2 separate regions of the Mus musculus genome follow, and region 2 is linked to region 1. Evidence: chromatin loops called from intact Hi-C (ENCODE). Cell type or tissue: heart. All regions are shown on one strand.

Region 1 (8,000 bases):
TAGCAAAGAGTGGGTTGAGCCAATGGTTCGGTAGACAATCATCTGTCAATGTCTAGACTAAGCAAGAAGAGTGCTGTGATTGATTAGCCATGTCTGTCCAGGCTGCAGGATTAGTGATGATTCTACTCTGAGTCTTGCTCTCTTAGCCCTGCCATCCCTGGACTGGGTGGCCTCTTACAGACCTGAAAGTGGAGGGGAACTAGAGGTGGGAGACAGTCAAAACACCTCTGTACCCGGAGCTGTAGCTGTAGGAACATCTGCTCCAGTTCACTGCTTTCTAGAAGACTCCAGCTTCCCTGTCCCCCAGAGCTCTTGAGTGATTGCAGGCCTCCCTAACCCCTCCCAACTTCCTGGCATCTGAGACTTGGGAATAGCCATAGGAGCCTGAGGCAAAGCCAGGTCAGGGCCTCTGTGTGTGTCTGTGTGTGTGTGTGTGTGTGTGTGTGTGGCCTGCACAGTGTCAGTCATGTTAACAGTGATAGTCACTTTCTTGCTCTGGGCAGTGGGGATGGGAAGGAGGTGCCCAGCTGATGAAGATCTGCCATGTTCCTGTGCAGAAAGAAATGTGCAGCAGAGGCCCTTGTGGTCAGAGCAGGGGCAGAATCCCGGCACCACTTCTCAGCACTGGGGCCTTAAGCAGGTCACTGCGTCTTGAGAGGCCCTCAGAGCCTCAGTTTCCTCTCAGTGGCCAGCCCGTGATAACTGAAACTTAAGTCATAACAGAGCTGACATCAAGTGAGGTGACACAGAGAACTTAATGTCTGCTCCCTGCAGGCTCAGTGGGGGGACTGGTTCTGTCAGAGAAGGAGAGCCCCAAGTGCCTTGTCTAAGGCTGGACCAGCCTTTCTTTGCATATTGTGTGTAGGGGTATGGGGTGTGCAGAGTCAAAAACCTAGAATGTGCCCAGAGGGGACAGAGCGCTTGACTTGAGGGCACTGCATGGCTTTGAAGGCATCCTGTGCCCAAAGGACAAAGAACCCAGATATAGCTGCAGTCCTCAACCTAGTGTGGGTGGGGACAGTGGTGACCTTTCTCAGAGCCAGTGTGTGTCATTCCTCTAGAGTAGCATTCAGTCCGGGGCAGAATGTCAGACACAGCCAAGTGGGGCTGCCTTCCAGGAACCTGAAAGGCGGAGGCTATACTTATTTTTCTTTAACCAACATCAGCAGTGGATGCTTCCGTGGACAGGGTGGGTGCTTGGGAGATTGGGTCACTGAGAAAAGAAGCCCCATCCTTCCAGAGACCTCCAGAATGGAGCCACAGCACCTTGAACCGCTGGCCTTACGGAGCCTGGTCATGGAGTGCTCGCTGCTTCGCTAGAGGAAGCAGGTGTGGGTCTTTCAGAAACCTGTCTCCTAAGTATCTCTGCTTGCTCAGTCCCTTAGCCCAGCAGGGAAGGGAGGAGATTTCTTGTCCTCCCATAAAAAGTCACAGGCTCGGGAGGTGAAAGAGCTTTCCCGAAGCCCACAGTCAGGAAGGCCTGGCTCCCAGCCCACCACCCACTGGAACCCGACCCTATGCGGATCTCCTGCCTGCTCAGGGCCTGTCCTCACTGCTTGCTCTCGAGAAGGACAGCTGGTCCCCAGCAGCTGCCTGAAGCTTCCTCACTTCTCTGGCTCCTGTCTGCCTGTCTTCCAGCCTCCCCTGGAGTAGACCACCGAAGAAACAGTTGCCCCCTCCCTCGCCTGCCTTTGCTTCCCAGGTGGTTCTCTGAGCTTCCATGACCTCTCCTTTAAGATGAGGAGGGTGGAGGTCGACATCAGAGCTTCCCTTACCTCATTCCCCACCACTACATCCTACCCAACTCTCAACTAAGACTACATTTAAAATGACCTTTGAGCTCACTTAGGTCAGCCATTAGATAAGTAGTTTAACTCCATCATAAATAAGACCTGTGAGCTCACCCTTGGTCATTTTCCTAGACCAAGACTTCACTGTGAAAATGGAAAAGGTTTGCACAGAGGCTACCTGAAGTCATTCTTTTCACCCGTGGGACACGTATCACTCCTTAAGGACACTGTCCTAAGTGGCCGGTACCAGCCAGGCCCAAGATCCCCCAGTTACAACTAAGGTTTCAGTCTCAGTACCTTAGCCATAGCATTCACCCTCGTCGGTCCACTGCATGAGCACATTTGGGGTATGGGCTTCAAGATGCATAACTGTCAGCCATCCTGGCTGAAGGGGAGACAGGTGTGTGACAGTGACACTGAGGGGACTGGAGTAGAGTGAGTGAGTAGTGTCACTTGCCAACTACACTTTGCTGGACCTTTAGCGGTGAAAGGGCAGGCAGTCTGACCCAAGGGCAGGCCAAGTCACAGCTGTAGCAATATGTTCAGACCTCAGACTAGGAGGCAGCGAGCCACCCAAGTGAGGGGCTTGGGATGTGGGCTAAGAGCAGTGGGAGGAGGGGGACAGGCTAGGAGAGGACCAAGCTCCATGACCTCTGTCCCCCTAAAATTCTAAAGCTGCTTGTCTTAGGGTTTTACTGCTGTGAACAGGCACCATGACCAAGTCAACTCTTATAAATGACAACATTTAATTGGGCCTGGCATCAGGATCAGAGGGTCAGTCCATTATCTTCAAGATGGAAGCATGGAAGCCTCCAGGCAGGCATGGTACAGGAGGAGCTCAGAGTTCTACATCTTCATCTGAAGGCCACTAGGAAAAGACTGGCTTCCAGGCAGCTAGGATGAGGGCCTTAATGCCCATACCCACAATGACTCACTTCTTCCAACAAGTCCACACCTCCAAGTAGTGCCACTCCCTGGGCCAAGCATATTCAAACCACCACACTGCTGGAGGAATAGATTGGGGTGGTACCCTAAAGTCTGGCTTCTATGTTTCCTCTCTCTCTTTCCCTCCTTCCCCCTCCCCACCCCTCATTCCCTCCCTTCTTCCTTCCCTTCCTCCCTCCCTCTTTCTTTTTTCTTCCTTTCCTTTCCTTTCCTTTCCTTTCCTCTTTCTTTCTTTCTTTCTTTCTTTCTTTCTTTCTTTCTTTGTTTTTTTTCTTTCTTGCCAGAGCAAGGTTGTCCCCCTGGTCCTGTTTCAAAACACAGCCTCCAGTCAAGCTATGGGCAGAGTCTCCCAGCCCTGCTGCCAGTCCCCCTCCCCCCTCCCCCAACTCGCGCTGCAGATGTGCATGGTGATTGAATCATTTCTGCACACCGTTGCTCACACAGCTCCCCAGAGATGTGCTACTTGCCTGTGCAAGCTGTCAGGAGATGTGTGTGCTCCAGTGCATCTGGGCCAACAGCCCATGTGTGCACATACCAGCTATGGAGAGTGCAGAGGGGTACGTAGATGTGTGTGCCGTGTGAAAACACCTTTACCTGGAGACGCTCGGGTTTACTCGCTAGGCCTGAGAAGTGGGAAAAGAAAACACAGTATTTGTAAGATGGTTGTGAGGTGCTCTTCCCACACTGGGGTGCTCCGAGTGCCCACTGTACAGTAAAAATTCTCTACCCCTGTGTCCAGGGAAAGACCCTATATGTAAGACAGCCAGATGAGTTCTCGCCTGTTTGAGGCTTCTGTCCACTGTTTTCCACTGGTGTAGCTGAAGAGGTTGGCTTCTTAGTCCCCCTTCAGCTCTCTGCAGTTCATTCTCCAGGAGGCTTTAAGTGCACGGGGCCAGCTTGACCTGAGCGTTGCCAGGAGATGATACTGTCAACAGAAACTTCTCCCAGCACGACCACCCCTGGAAATCGGGAAGACTCAGCCTGACTACCATGTCACCAGCTAAAAACTTCCATACATGTAATGGTCTCTGGTCAGGCATAGCTTCAAGAGAGGCAGTGCCTGGGGCGTTGGGCCATCTGGCAGGGGGTTGGTGGAGTGGTGGAAGAGGCTTTCCGGGAGTTTTCCAGGCTACGGGCTCCACCGCTTGGGCAGAACCTTTGGATTTTAAAGTTGAATGTGCTGCTCCTACTGAGGTGGAGTTTCCAGGCAGCTGGAGCCCTTGGATTCTGGCGTTTGGCAGGCTGCCAGAGGATGGCTAGCCCAGGCCTTCATTTTACAGATATACAAACTGAGGCCCAGCTTCTTGCCCTGTTCACACAGTGGGAGGGTAGCAGAGCAGGTACCCACCCACTGTAGACCCCCCCAGGCTAACTAGAAAGACACAAGGACAGGGATGGCAGGACCACAGAAAAGTTTCCTGATTGAGTCCACACTTAATCAGAGGGCAGCAGACTGGAAAAGGCTACCAGGTTGGTACCAGGTTCTTGGTTGGTAGAGAGCCAGGTCCTGCCTGGGTGCTAGAGCTGCTTCCACTGATGGTTTTGTCTAAAGGCACCTGGAGGCAAACACAGCTGAGTGGTGCTTCTGTGGCAGTGGGGCGACCTCTGCTGGCCGCCAACGGCTTGCCGCTTCCTGACAACAGGGTGCTGTGATGGGGTTCTGGGTGGCCTTGCAAACCACTGGCTTTGGACCAATGGGATGGAACAAGGGCTTCATTTGGGACCCAGCCATGGCTTGAGATAGGAGTACGCAGGAGACTGTGGCCACCGGTCTTGGGGGGACATGGAAAGAGCAGCATGCTAATGGCTAGAAAGGCAGAGGTTTCTAGCTTAGCCCCGCTGGCAGCCTTGCACTTCATCTCTCAAAGGCTTTGCCTCGGAACTGGGCAGCCAGTGAAAACAGTGTGTACAGAAGCCAGGCTGTCCCTTCCATGCCCCACCCCCTTTTCCTGCCTGGTGCTAACCTCTCCTCAGGCCCTAGACCCTTAGCTTTCAAGTCCTTGCACCTTGCAGTGTGGAATTCAGGCCTGCCATCTCTGTTCATTCCTGTGTTATTGGCCCCCATTCTCTACTATTGATACAAGCAGTTTCAAAGTGACACCTCAACTAAGTATAATGTTTCAAGAAGCTCAAACAAGAGCTTCATGGATTCAAGGCCAGCCTGGGCTACATACAAAGACCCCATCTGGAAAAAATAAATGTAAAGGAGTGTGCTGTGTGGGCCTCTTTCTTCAGCTTTTATTTTATAAATGAAAATATATAATAGCTAGATAACTGTAATACCAGCACTGAGGCAGGAGGATTCCCCATGAATTTGAAACCAGTCTGAACTACAATGAGATTGTATTTGGGGAGGAGGGCAGGGACTCCCTCTGTTGTTCCTGTTGTCTGTAATGTCTCCTGACAGTTACCTCTCTGATGTCCTATGAGTCTCACAAGTGTTGGAAGCCCAGCCAGGTCACACCTTGATTCCATAAGATGGAGCCCAGACCTGGACAGATATAGACCATGTCATCTAGGACAAAATCATTATGGGTTTTGGGTTCCCCAAAACAAAATCAAATGGACTGTCAAGTTGGGAACAACTTTGCCCACAGGTATCCTGAAGACCTTTGAATCCAGAGACCCTGTGGAGGTTAGCCTGATCTAGAGTGGTACTGTCTGTCTCTTTGCTATTTGCCTCCTGAAGTGAGGCCTGGGGTCTTGACAGCGTTCATAAGGGAAAAGCAGCCTTGGGGCTGAAAGGTTGCTGACCAGGGATGTGCAAGCTCCTCATACTTGCTAGAAGCTTCCGTGGGTGGGCAGAGCATCCTTAGGCTACCGAAGATATCGATATGTGCAAGCATGTGTCAAGACCTCTCTGAGTTCCTGGTCCTAAATGGCATGGCCTTCCTGGAAGATCCTCCTTGGAGGCAGAACTTGGTGGAGCCACCAGTGACTCTTGTCTCCTATCCATGGAGAAACTGAAGCTTTGAAGCCAGGGACGACTGCACAAGGCCCTCCTGTATTTTAGAGTGCAGGACACCTTCGAGCTTTTAAAATGATGGAGAAGGTAGAGGTGTTCAGAGGACTTGAGAGTCTGGAGTCAGCATCTGGCCCTCAGGATGCTGTGGTTTGTCTAGAGTGCCCCCTGCTGGCTGGTATGCCCATGGAGGTCTTTTCCTGGTTGGTTACAGGCTCTGAGCTGGGTGCTGGTATTTCAGGCCTGGGGTTTCTTTGTGCTTCCTTTCTGGGTCCCCAGCCAGTCACTCGGATGACCTGGATTTGACTTTCTGGGCTTCTTTGGCTCACTACCCTTGTCCTAGCCAGCTTTAGAAGTCAGCCACACACACACACACACACACACACACACACACCGTATATGTATGTGTGTTTGGCTGAATATATATATATATATCTCACATGCACACCAGATACCTGAGGAGCCAGAAAAGCGCGTCAGATCTCATAAAACTGGAGTTACAGATAGTTGTGAGCCATCACATGTTGCTAAGAACCAAACTCAGGTCCTCTGCAAGAATAGCAAATGTTCCTAACCATTGAGCCACTTCTCCAGCCCTAGAAAACATACACTTTACAGGAATCCTGGCTGCCATTATTTGCCCATGTTTAGAGTGAGATGATCATTCACAGGCCAAGAACCAAGATAACCTGTCCGATGGTGTTCCATGGGTCCACTTCTACCCCTTATCTCTGCCTTCCCTGTGGTTTATCTCTGTGTCACTGGAGTGCTAGCTGAGGCTCTCTGCAAGTATGCAGAGAGGAGGAGACAGCCTCTGCATGAGGCACCCCGGAAGGTGCCAGGGTGTGCTGCACCCCTCATAGCCTCCAGCAGGGACCCCCTAGGCACTCCCCAGAACCTGTCTCATAGGTTGGAACAGGGAACCCAGGATTCTGCTCTGGCTCTTACAGGATCAACTGTAAACAGAGTCACAGTTTCCTCACCTACAATGTGGGAATATTGCAGTCTCTGTCAGACTCTGATTGTCCTGCTTCAACCATCCAAATGCTGCGATTATGAACACACGCCAAGAGTCAGTTCACGAGCATACTGCTGGCCCCAGCACTGGGGATCTTGGGATTCCCGGGCAAGCAGAAGCACAAGATGGAGCAGATGGAAACACAATGTGGGGATGGGTGTAGGGATGTGGGGATGGCTGGACCAATGGTCTTAGTCAGGTTACTATTGCTGTGATAAAACATCATGACCAAAAGCAACTTGGGGAGGGAAGAGTTTATTTAGCTTCCATACACTGAGTCACAGCCCATTGAGGGAAGCCAAGGTAGAAAATCAAACAGGGGTGGGAGAGGGCTGACACAGACACAGTGAAGGGGGCTGCTTACTTACTGGGTTGCTCTTATGGCTTGCTCAACTTGCTTTCTTATAGAACCCAGGACCACCTGCCCAGGGGTGACACTACCCACAATCACCAACTAAGAAAATAATAGCCACAGGATCTTCTATCTATAATCCAATCTTTTTCTTTTCAATGTATTTTTCTTCTGTGTGCATTGATGTTTTGCCTCCGTGTATGTCTGTGTGGGGGTGTCAGATCTTGAAGTTAGACAGTTATGAGCTGCTGTGTGGGTGCTGGAAATTGAACCTGGGTCCTCTGGAAGAGCAGTCAGTGCTTTTAATGAGCCATCTCTCCAGCCCCCTACAGCCAGATCTTATGGAATTGTGATGGTTTGTATATTCTTGGACCAGGGAGTGGCACTATTTAGAGGTATGGCCTTGTTGGAATAGGTGTGACCTGGTTGGAGTAGGTGTGTCACTGTGGGTGTGGGCATAAGATCCTCACCCTAGTGGCCTGGAAGTCAGTCTTGCAACTAGCAGCCTTTGGATGAAGACTTGGAACTCTCAGCTCCTCTTGCACCATACCTGCCTAGATGCTGCCATGCTCCCACCTTGATGGTAATGGACTGAACCTCTGAACCTGTAAGCCAGCCCCAATTAAATGTTGTTTTTTATAAGACTTGCCTTGGTCATGGTGTCTGTTCACAGCACTAAAACCCTAACTAAGACAGAAGTTGGTACCAGGGACTGGGGTATTGCTGTGATAGGCCTGACCATGCTTTTATTTGAAAGAATGTGGATTTGGGGACTTGGGATTTGGAAAGCAGTGGAATGCTTTAAATGGGGCTTAATGGGTCATCCTAGTAGGAATATGGAAGACTTTGTTGCTGGGAGTAATTTGAACTGTGTTGACCTGGCCCAAGAGATTTCAAAGGAGAAGAATTTCAGAATGTGTCATAAAGACTGTT
Region 2 (8,000 bases), 190 kb before region 1:
TAAAGGAGGAAGATCAGTGGACCCAAGGGCCACATCACATAGGAAAGACTGCATTGTACTGGGTTACCACTGCACAGGAGGCAGTTCAAATTCACCACCTATTTAGCAAATCTTCACTGAATGCCCTTGAAGTACCAGGCCCGGGACTAAGCATAGGAGCCCAGGAGAAAAAAAGCAGAGAGGGCCCGTGAGCTCACGAAACTCACACGCCAATGAGGGATGAACACGAATATGCTACAGGAAAAGAGGAAGGTCCCACAGTGGGGATACTTGCCTGGCCTTGCTAACAAGGGAAGACTTCTGAAGGAGGTAGCACTGAGCAGGATCTCCTGAAGGGTGAACAGGAGCCATGCAGACCAAGAGAAGGTGAATAATGTTAAGGACTAGAGATATCTAGGCAGGTGGAAGCAGGCACCCACAACTTTCACAAGAACCATAGAACATGGGGACAAGCACTCCACTCTACAATGGAGGAATCTGGGACTCCTGAGTGACTGAGTCAGGCAGAAGAAAGTGAGGCCCATCTAGCTGGGCAGCTTGTTTTGACCCTATCCCACACACTGACATCTCCAATGAGCCCTAGCTCATTTCCAGTCCATTAGCCAACCCTGACTCGGCAGCATCACCCTCTTAAAGGACTGGTTTGAGAGGCTTCCGGTGCTACATGCAAGCTCTGTGGGAAAATGTCATGTTTGTGTAGTGGGTTTTGTCCATTATGGTGTGTGTGTGTGTGTGTGTGTGTGTGTGTGTGTGTGTGTGTACACTTCTGAGATAGATGGAATGCAGTTCCTTGTGCATGATAGACAAGCCATTCTATAACTAAGCTACAGCCCCAGCCCATGATTGATTAGTAATGTCTGCTGTGGGCAGAAACTTGGAAGCCTTCATCACTGGTTCACCATAACCAGGCAAATGCCTTCAGGCATCTGGGAAGATGCAACAGAAGTCCCTGTCCCTTTCCCTACTTTGTGCTCTGCCATGGTTGGTCTCAGTGACAAGGGTGAAATTCTTACCTTTTGACTCCTGTTGTAATGTAGATAGACTATCTGGGAAGTTTGGGCCACGGAAAGCACTAGATTGAGTTTCCTCGTCTGTACATGAGTAGGACCAAAGGGTCCTGGAGGCTCTGAGATCTAGAAAAACAAAGTAATTCTCCAGCCCATGACCCCTGAGCACATAATGGGATTGCAGGAAGAGCTAAATACCATCTCAGGGTCCTGAGATGGAGACTAGGGGAAAGCGAGACCAGAGGAGAATGGCGGGGCTCAGGCCAAGGTTGCCAAGTGTGGTATGTGATGGGCTTGTACTGAAAGGTTTGAACTGTGACTAGCAGTAGCAAAGCCAGGGAAGGAACAATGGGACCAAGAACGGAGACCAAGCCCTCTGACTTGTCACCTACCTAGGTTGGCCCAGAATCCCCTTTGCTTCCCAGCACATGGGACGAGGACCTCAGAGAAGCCTTCTCGGCCATACAGACTTAAGGAGGTCCCTATGCTGCCTTTGTGTCTCCCTGTCAGCCCCTCGGTGTTTCCGCAGTTCTGGTGCCTTCTGCTACATTTCAGTTCTTTCCGTGGTCTGCTTGTCTCACTGGTCTGTGAGCCTCAGGGGATGACCATGAGATCTGTTCCACACCCTGGGGGCTCACCTCCTCACTCAAATCACTGTTGTCCAAGCAGTGCATTGGCTCAAGCCGGCAGGGGTCAGGTCCTCAAATACCTGACAATTCATGCAGATAGAGTAAATGAGGGGAGACATGCCCTGTTAAACTCGGAGCAGTAGCAACCACATGGCACATTCCTCCCTGGGTTCCCGGGCTGGCTGCACTACAGCATCTTGACTGGGTTTATTTGACATATATGCAAATTACGCATTTATAAACACCATGGGGGAAAAACTATTTCCCAAGAAATATGCTCTTTTCCATTCTCTAGAGTAAATGATACTTTTATTTTTTACTGATTTAGTGGTGTGTGTGTGTGTGTGTGTGTGTGTGTGTGTGTGTGTGCACAGTCATAAAGCCTAGGTTTGAACCTTGTGTATGCTAATCAGGTGCTCTACCATTCAGTCATAGCCCCACTTTTCTATCCTTTTTACTTTGTTTACTTTTGTTAGAGTTATAGGCACCAAGAACTATTTCTCTAGTCCACATAAACACAATGGGCCAAGCATGCTGACCAACCCTCTGCACCTTCAAATGGCCAAGTGGTTCTTCACATGAGTCCCTGAACCTCCAGAGGCAACAGCACCACCTAAAGCTTGCCAGAACCCCTCAGGCAATTCTCACTGAAGCTCCGGGTGGGTGCAGCAGTGAGAGATTTAAGACGCTTTCACCTCCAGGGCTCCAGGCAAGTCTCCTGCCTGATCAATTTAGAGAAGAGCAGAGACTATGGCAAACTGAAGAGCATGCATCTTCCCGAAGGGACCCTGTGGCTCAACTCCAGTCTACCTACATTCACTGTAAGCCACTAGCCGGCCTGTAAGCCCAGCCTTGTGAGGACTGAGGTAGGAGTATCTGGAGTTCAAGGCTGGCCTTAGCTACATCTCAAGATCCTTCCTAAAAGGAAGAGAGAGGCACAAAGAAGCAGGAAGACAGAGAAGGAAAGGGACTATCAGTCAGCGCATCTAAATACGGAAAGACCACATCTCTCTCTATATGATATTTTTGCACCTAAGTATTGGCGGCATTTTTGAGTTTGTTTTTAATCCCATAACGACTAAAGAAACTTTTCTTATAGGTTGAAACCAGCCCAAGAACAGCCATGGAACGACTTGAGGAGGTGGAGATAACTCTCCACAGGAATGTTCTATTAAGAGGCTTTAAGCCCAGGCTATTATAGCTACCTTAGTGCCAACGTTCCCACAAAGCCCCTACCTACAGTGTGGACTGCTTCTGAATCCTCAATTACCAGAGATAGTCTACAGGTCCTGGCCTCTCTCTGGGCCAGAAGATAAACAAGATGGAAAATTCTAGACCCTTGATGATCACAGCCCAGATCAAGACGGGAGTAGAGAGTAAAACCACGCCCTGAGCCAAACTTAGGTTGTTGGCTACAGGCACTCTCTCTCCTGCAGCCCACCTATGGAGGAGAGAATCGTGTGTATTTTAAAGGCAGATTCAGATAGGTCAAATGATTTGTTGTAGGTCACAGAGTTGGCAGATAAAAGAGTCAGGCTGTGAATCTACCTGCACCCCAACCTGTGTAGCTCCTAGTCTTCCAAATTGTCTATCAACTACTGGATGGGAGAGTCCCTGGGGTAAGGCCTGGATTCCCCTGCCACCACCTTCTTTGTCCAGGACACGGTGAAGGCTACCAACCAATATCAGAGTGTTGACCCCTGCAAGAAGGAACTAGTGATGACTCTGTGATAGGTAGAGATCTCAGAAGAAGGAAGCTAGCCCACACTTGGCTTCAGTTTTAGAGTCTCTCTCTACATGGAAGCTCTAAGCCCAAGCTAGGGAGTTTTGGGAGCTGGGGTCACCCTGGAGAGAGAGAGAGCAGGGCCCAAGGTTGAAGGTTCTGGACCCAGCCAAGAATCTTGAGTCCTCTTTCCTTGTCTCAGTCTCAGTGTTCACATCCTTCTTCCTCCGGGCCCAGCCATAGTACCATGACCCAGGTAAGCATGGGTGGTTGCCAGAGATTTGGGGGAAAAAGACTTAGTCCTGCCCCTTCCTGCTGGTGACCTCATGTGGTCACAGCTCCCAGAAGAGCTGGACTGGCCAAGGTCCTGCCCTCCCCGGGGTCATGGGGGGAGGGGAGGGCTCCCACAGGTAGAAAGTGAGATTCCATTCTCACAGCCACAGGCCACAGCGGGGCTGACCCACAAGGCCCTATCAGAGCCCTCAGGGACCAATCAGCACCACCAGCCTGCATGGGACCACAACTGGCTGGACACTGAAGTCAGCCTAGCCAGGTCCTAGCAGTCTGCTGGGGCCCTGAGGTCTCACTAAATGGGGAGAGATAGCCCCAAATGACCCACAGGAACACATAAGGAAAAAGGGGAAAGACAAAGTAGAGACATGATAAGCAAATGGATTCGGAGTTAAGAAATGGTCATCCAGTACACACACACACACACACACACACACACACACACACACACACACCAGACCCCCACACAAATGCACTTCTGTTTCCATATGTGCACTTCCTTATGTTCCAGTATTCGTAACACACATCCCTGTATCCCTCTGCACTGTGTGCATGAACCAACCCTCCCTCCATGCCTCCCCCCACTCTCTCGCTCTCACCCGCCCCCACCCCCCGCCCCGCCCTCTGAGCAGGAGTTCTACACTATACTAGCAGCATAAACCCAACCCGGAGTTGACTGATTGCACCGCTTTTGTCAAATGTCAGGGCAGAGCGTTTACAACCTGGCTTTCTCCACCAGACAAGGACACCATGTCCCACTCACACTAAGGCAAAAATGTTTGTGATGACTGTGGCTAAGAACAAGCCTGAGAATCAAGGTCCTGGGCACCCCACCCGGGATTGGGGTGGAAGGGAGACAAATCCGGGTTGTGCGATGCGCTCTGCGCAGCCGCAGCCTGGCTGACTTCTGGGCCCCACCAGGAGGTCGCCTAGCCTAGCGCAGCCAGGAAGTCAGTTCGGAGTGACAGCTCCCCCCTACGCTGTTTGTTTATTCATGACTCATTCGCCTCCACAGACTGGCTCTTCTTTCTTCTAGAAGGAGGGAGGACAGGAGCTGGCGGGCGGGCGGGCGGGAGAGGACGGGAAGGGGAGAGGCCGGCTCCACAATAAACAATGAGGCAGCTGAGGCCCGGCGGGAGCAGCGGCCCAGGCATCCCAGGCCCGCCTGCCCGAGGCTCTCTGTCCCCTATCCCGCCGCCACCTCCGGGCGACCCGGCCGGAGCAGCCGTAATTGGATCTTCGTCTCCTCCTCCCCTTCCCGCCCATCATCGGGGAACCGGTTAAAGACCGGGTACCTCGGCATCACCGGCGGATCCCAACCTGTGATTTGGCTGCCGGGCTTCCCCGGGGCGGCTCGGCGACACCCTGCAGGCCAGGCCCTCCCCCACCGCTGGCCCTGCGTAGGTCCCGGGGTCCCCTCCGCGCGCAGACTCCCTCGCCTGCTCCGGGATAACAGGAGGAAGCGAGGATCCCAGGCTTCAAGGGCCTCATTGTTCTGCCTGGAGGGGCACGTTGAAAACGCCCCAGGATTCGCTTCCTGTGAAAACAGCCTGGGAGGGGGTGAAGGGGGGGATCCACTGTGGAAACGCGTTACCCCAACCCTGAAAGCTACCCAGATTAGACAGGGCGGAGGACATTGTTTTGATTGTTGATGGCTCTTTCTTTTTCTTTCTTTTTCCCCTCGTTTGGGAACCCACCCACCCTCCTTCCCTCCTCGGGGCCAAAGCTAAGTCTTTCGGGCTGTTGAGCAAGTTGGAACTGTGGGGCCGTTTTTTTTCTGCATAAATAAGGCCAGTGAATGGCAGAGCCAGATATAAAGTCTGATTCAACGATTCAAAAGAAAGCAGGGGCGATGAGGTGGGCATGCCAGAGGAAGCATTCCCCCAGCACGGCCCTCTGAGTCATGTCTTGCACCAGGAGGGGAAAAACAGACCACATCAGGCCACAATATGTCACATGCCTCCAGCAGAGGCATGGGCCTGCACGGCACCGTGGGGGACCTAGCTCCTTCCTCCACAGCTGGGTCAGCAGAGAAGAGGCTTGGGCAGACAGAGGTGGGGGCTACTGGTCCCAAGGTCTTCTCCCGACCCTTTCCTAATTGTCCTTGGATAAAGATGATGCTAAGATGGTGCAGAGCACAGCGCCTGCTAGGTGCTGAGCCTCTATAAGACAGGTTCTTTTATATCCCATATATACATAAGGAAGTTGGGCCTAGAGTCAAACAGTCCACGGGGTCGGGGAGGCAGCCCAGCAGGTCACCAACACTTCTAAGCCCTAGACTGAGACCTCAGGACATGAGGACGGCGACAACTACCTGAGGGGCTCCATCCAGGTGAGATCTTTCACCTCCTCTGCCTTTTATTTTTGCCCCAGCCTCATCACCCATCGAGTGCCCTTCTTATCATGCTTGGCATTTTGTTTTCCTGCCCCCCACCCCTTACATGCCATCAAGAATGCAAGCTTCATGAGGGAAGGATGCTGATTCGTTCAGGAATGAACGAATGGATCCTACACACACAAAAACCACGTTTGTGGCATGGAGATTCCTTGAGCCATGGATGGATGGATGGATGGATGGGTGGATGAGTGGATGGATGGATGGATGGATGGATGGATGGATGGATGGATGGATAGGTGGATGAGTGGGTGGGTGGATGGATGGATGAGTGGGTGGGTGGGTAGATGGATGGATGGATGGATGGATGAGTGGGTGGGTGGGTGAGTGGATGGATGGACAGACGGAAGGATGGATGGATGGATGGATGGATGGATGGATGGATGGATGGATGGATGGATGGGGGATGGATAGATGAATGGGTGGATGGGTGGATGAATGAGCAGGTTTCCCCTGTTGACCATTCCTCCTACCTTTGTGCATGTGGGTAACTGCTCCTGGGACCTGGCCACGCTTGCCACTCCTGTGCCTTCCTCTGGTCACCTCCTCATTGTTCTTCGTCCCTCTAGACCTGACCGATCCTCCCTTCCTTATCTCCCACTGACCCTTCTAGATCCCTGCTTCCTCTGAGGACACACCCTCTGTCCTGTGGGCCTCCCAATTAATCCCATGCCTCTTTAACATCCTGGATGGGTTTCTGGACCATGATACTATTAGTTCCACAGGATGGGGGTTCCCCTCAAGCCCAGTGTCACCTGTCACATTTCTATAAGGCACTCCACTTTCCCAGTACCACTCCTTTCCCTGACCATAGCCCCAACTCACTGTCCTTTGCTCAAAACCTGATGTCACCTGCTGGGTTTTAGCATCCACATGGCCCACCTGATAAATGGAGTCTCTAGACCATTAGCTCCCATCTCCAGAGACTTTCTTCCCTAATGTCCACCTTTTGTCTATGGCCCACCTTGGACCAGGCTACCCCTTCACACCTGCGTCTCCCATTTCAACTTCAACCATTTGCTCTTTGGTCTCATCTTCCAACTGTCCCAGTAGTATGGTTATCTGAGGAACACTCTCCTGCACCCCAGAATCCTCACTACACCATTTTCTCTTCACTCATCACTCATTTTTGCAAACCACACAACCACATCCCTCCCAGCCATAGGCCCAGACTAGCCTGAACAGTGATTCAGGGCTGTGTCAACATGGGGGCTGCAGGCTGGCACAGTGTCCAATGACTGCCTCTTTCCTATCTCCCTATGAGTTCTCTGCCTCCTATTACCTCGGGACTGTCCATCCTGGAGACACTCAACTCCATCAAAATCGTGAAGTCCTTCTTCTGTGCCCTATTGCCTCTCGACACACACTGTTGTTCTTCAGAAATACTGGCTAAAGGAAACCCCTTTGACCACAGCCATCCTGACATCTGTCTCATCCTGAATCACAGAGCGTCTTCCCTCTCTCCCCACGCTTAACCACTGAGCTTTCCCACCCAATGCCCTCCATGGCTCTATCTACCATGTATCTATGCGGGCATGCAGTTACTTTTTCTTATTCTCTGTCCTTCTGGGGCTGCCAGGATGGATGCATTATTCTTTGTGCCTGGGCCCCTACCCCTGCCTCCCCAGTCATCCCTAATCTCTTGTAGAGCTTTCCTCTTCTCTCCTCCAAAGGTGAAGGTTACAGAAGGCTGATCTTCCTCTGCAAGACCATTTTGTCTCCTTCAGGGGTTATGGTATCCACCCCTGTCTTGTCCCACACCTCTGTTAGACGCTGAGCTCAGCTGGATCATACCTTCTGACTTCCACGTGCTGGCACTGCTACTTTCTCCTGGTATTCTTCCTGGTACACAACCCGTGACTTAGCACAGATGAGATCAGCCATGATCTGAAGCTTGCTCCAACCTCCTCCCATATCTCCTGCTGGGCTCAGCCAGGAGAAACTGGCCTGGACTC

The links. Hi-C counts contacts between places; a loop is a spot of excess contacts. Peaks named below come from ENCODE experiments on the same cell type or tissue, not always from the same donor. Only the 100,000 strongest peaks of a DNase experiment are listed, where the experiment ranks them.
Region 2: a loop joins it to region 1, with 4 times the contacts of the local background. A loop is called at or near these places in 15 of 42 quality-filtered maps.

The regions. Positions count from the first base shown.
Region 1 is chr14:25,561,581-25,569,580 of GRCm38, forward strand. The region is part of intron 3 of Zmiz1 (zinc finger, MIZ-type containing 1); the gene reads left to right. Among named protein-coding and RNA genes, the nearest start is that of 4931406H21Rik, 21 kb to the right of the region's middle. In heart, CTCF peaks have their summits at 4,357 (motif pointing left), 4,609 and 5,864 (motif pointing left); DNase peaks (open chromatin) are centred at 4,331 and 5,871; H3K27ac peaks cover 3,373 bases.
Region 2 is chr14:25,373,489-25,381,488 of GRCm38, forward strand. All of the region lies in intron 1 of Zmiz1os1 (a long non-coding RNA gene), which reads right to left. Gm41113 (a long non-coding RNA gene) reads left to right here and starts at 5,789. Exons shown (of 2, transcript XR_874439.2): 1 at 5,789-5,982. In heart, a CTCF peak has its summit at 4,557; DNase peaks (open chromatin) are centred at 3,803, 4,543, 5,053 and 5,623; H3K4me3 peaks cover 2,238 bases; H3K27ac peaks cover 4,710 bases.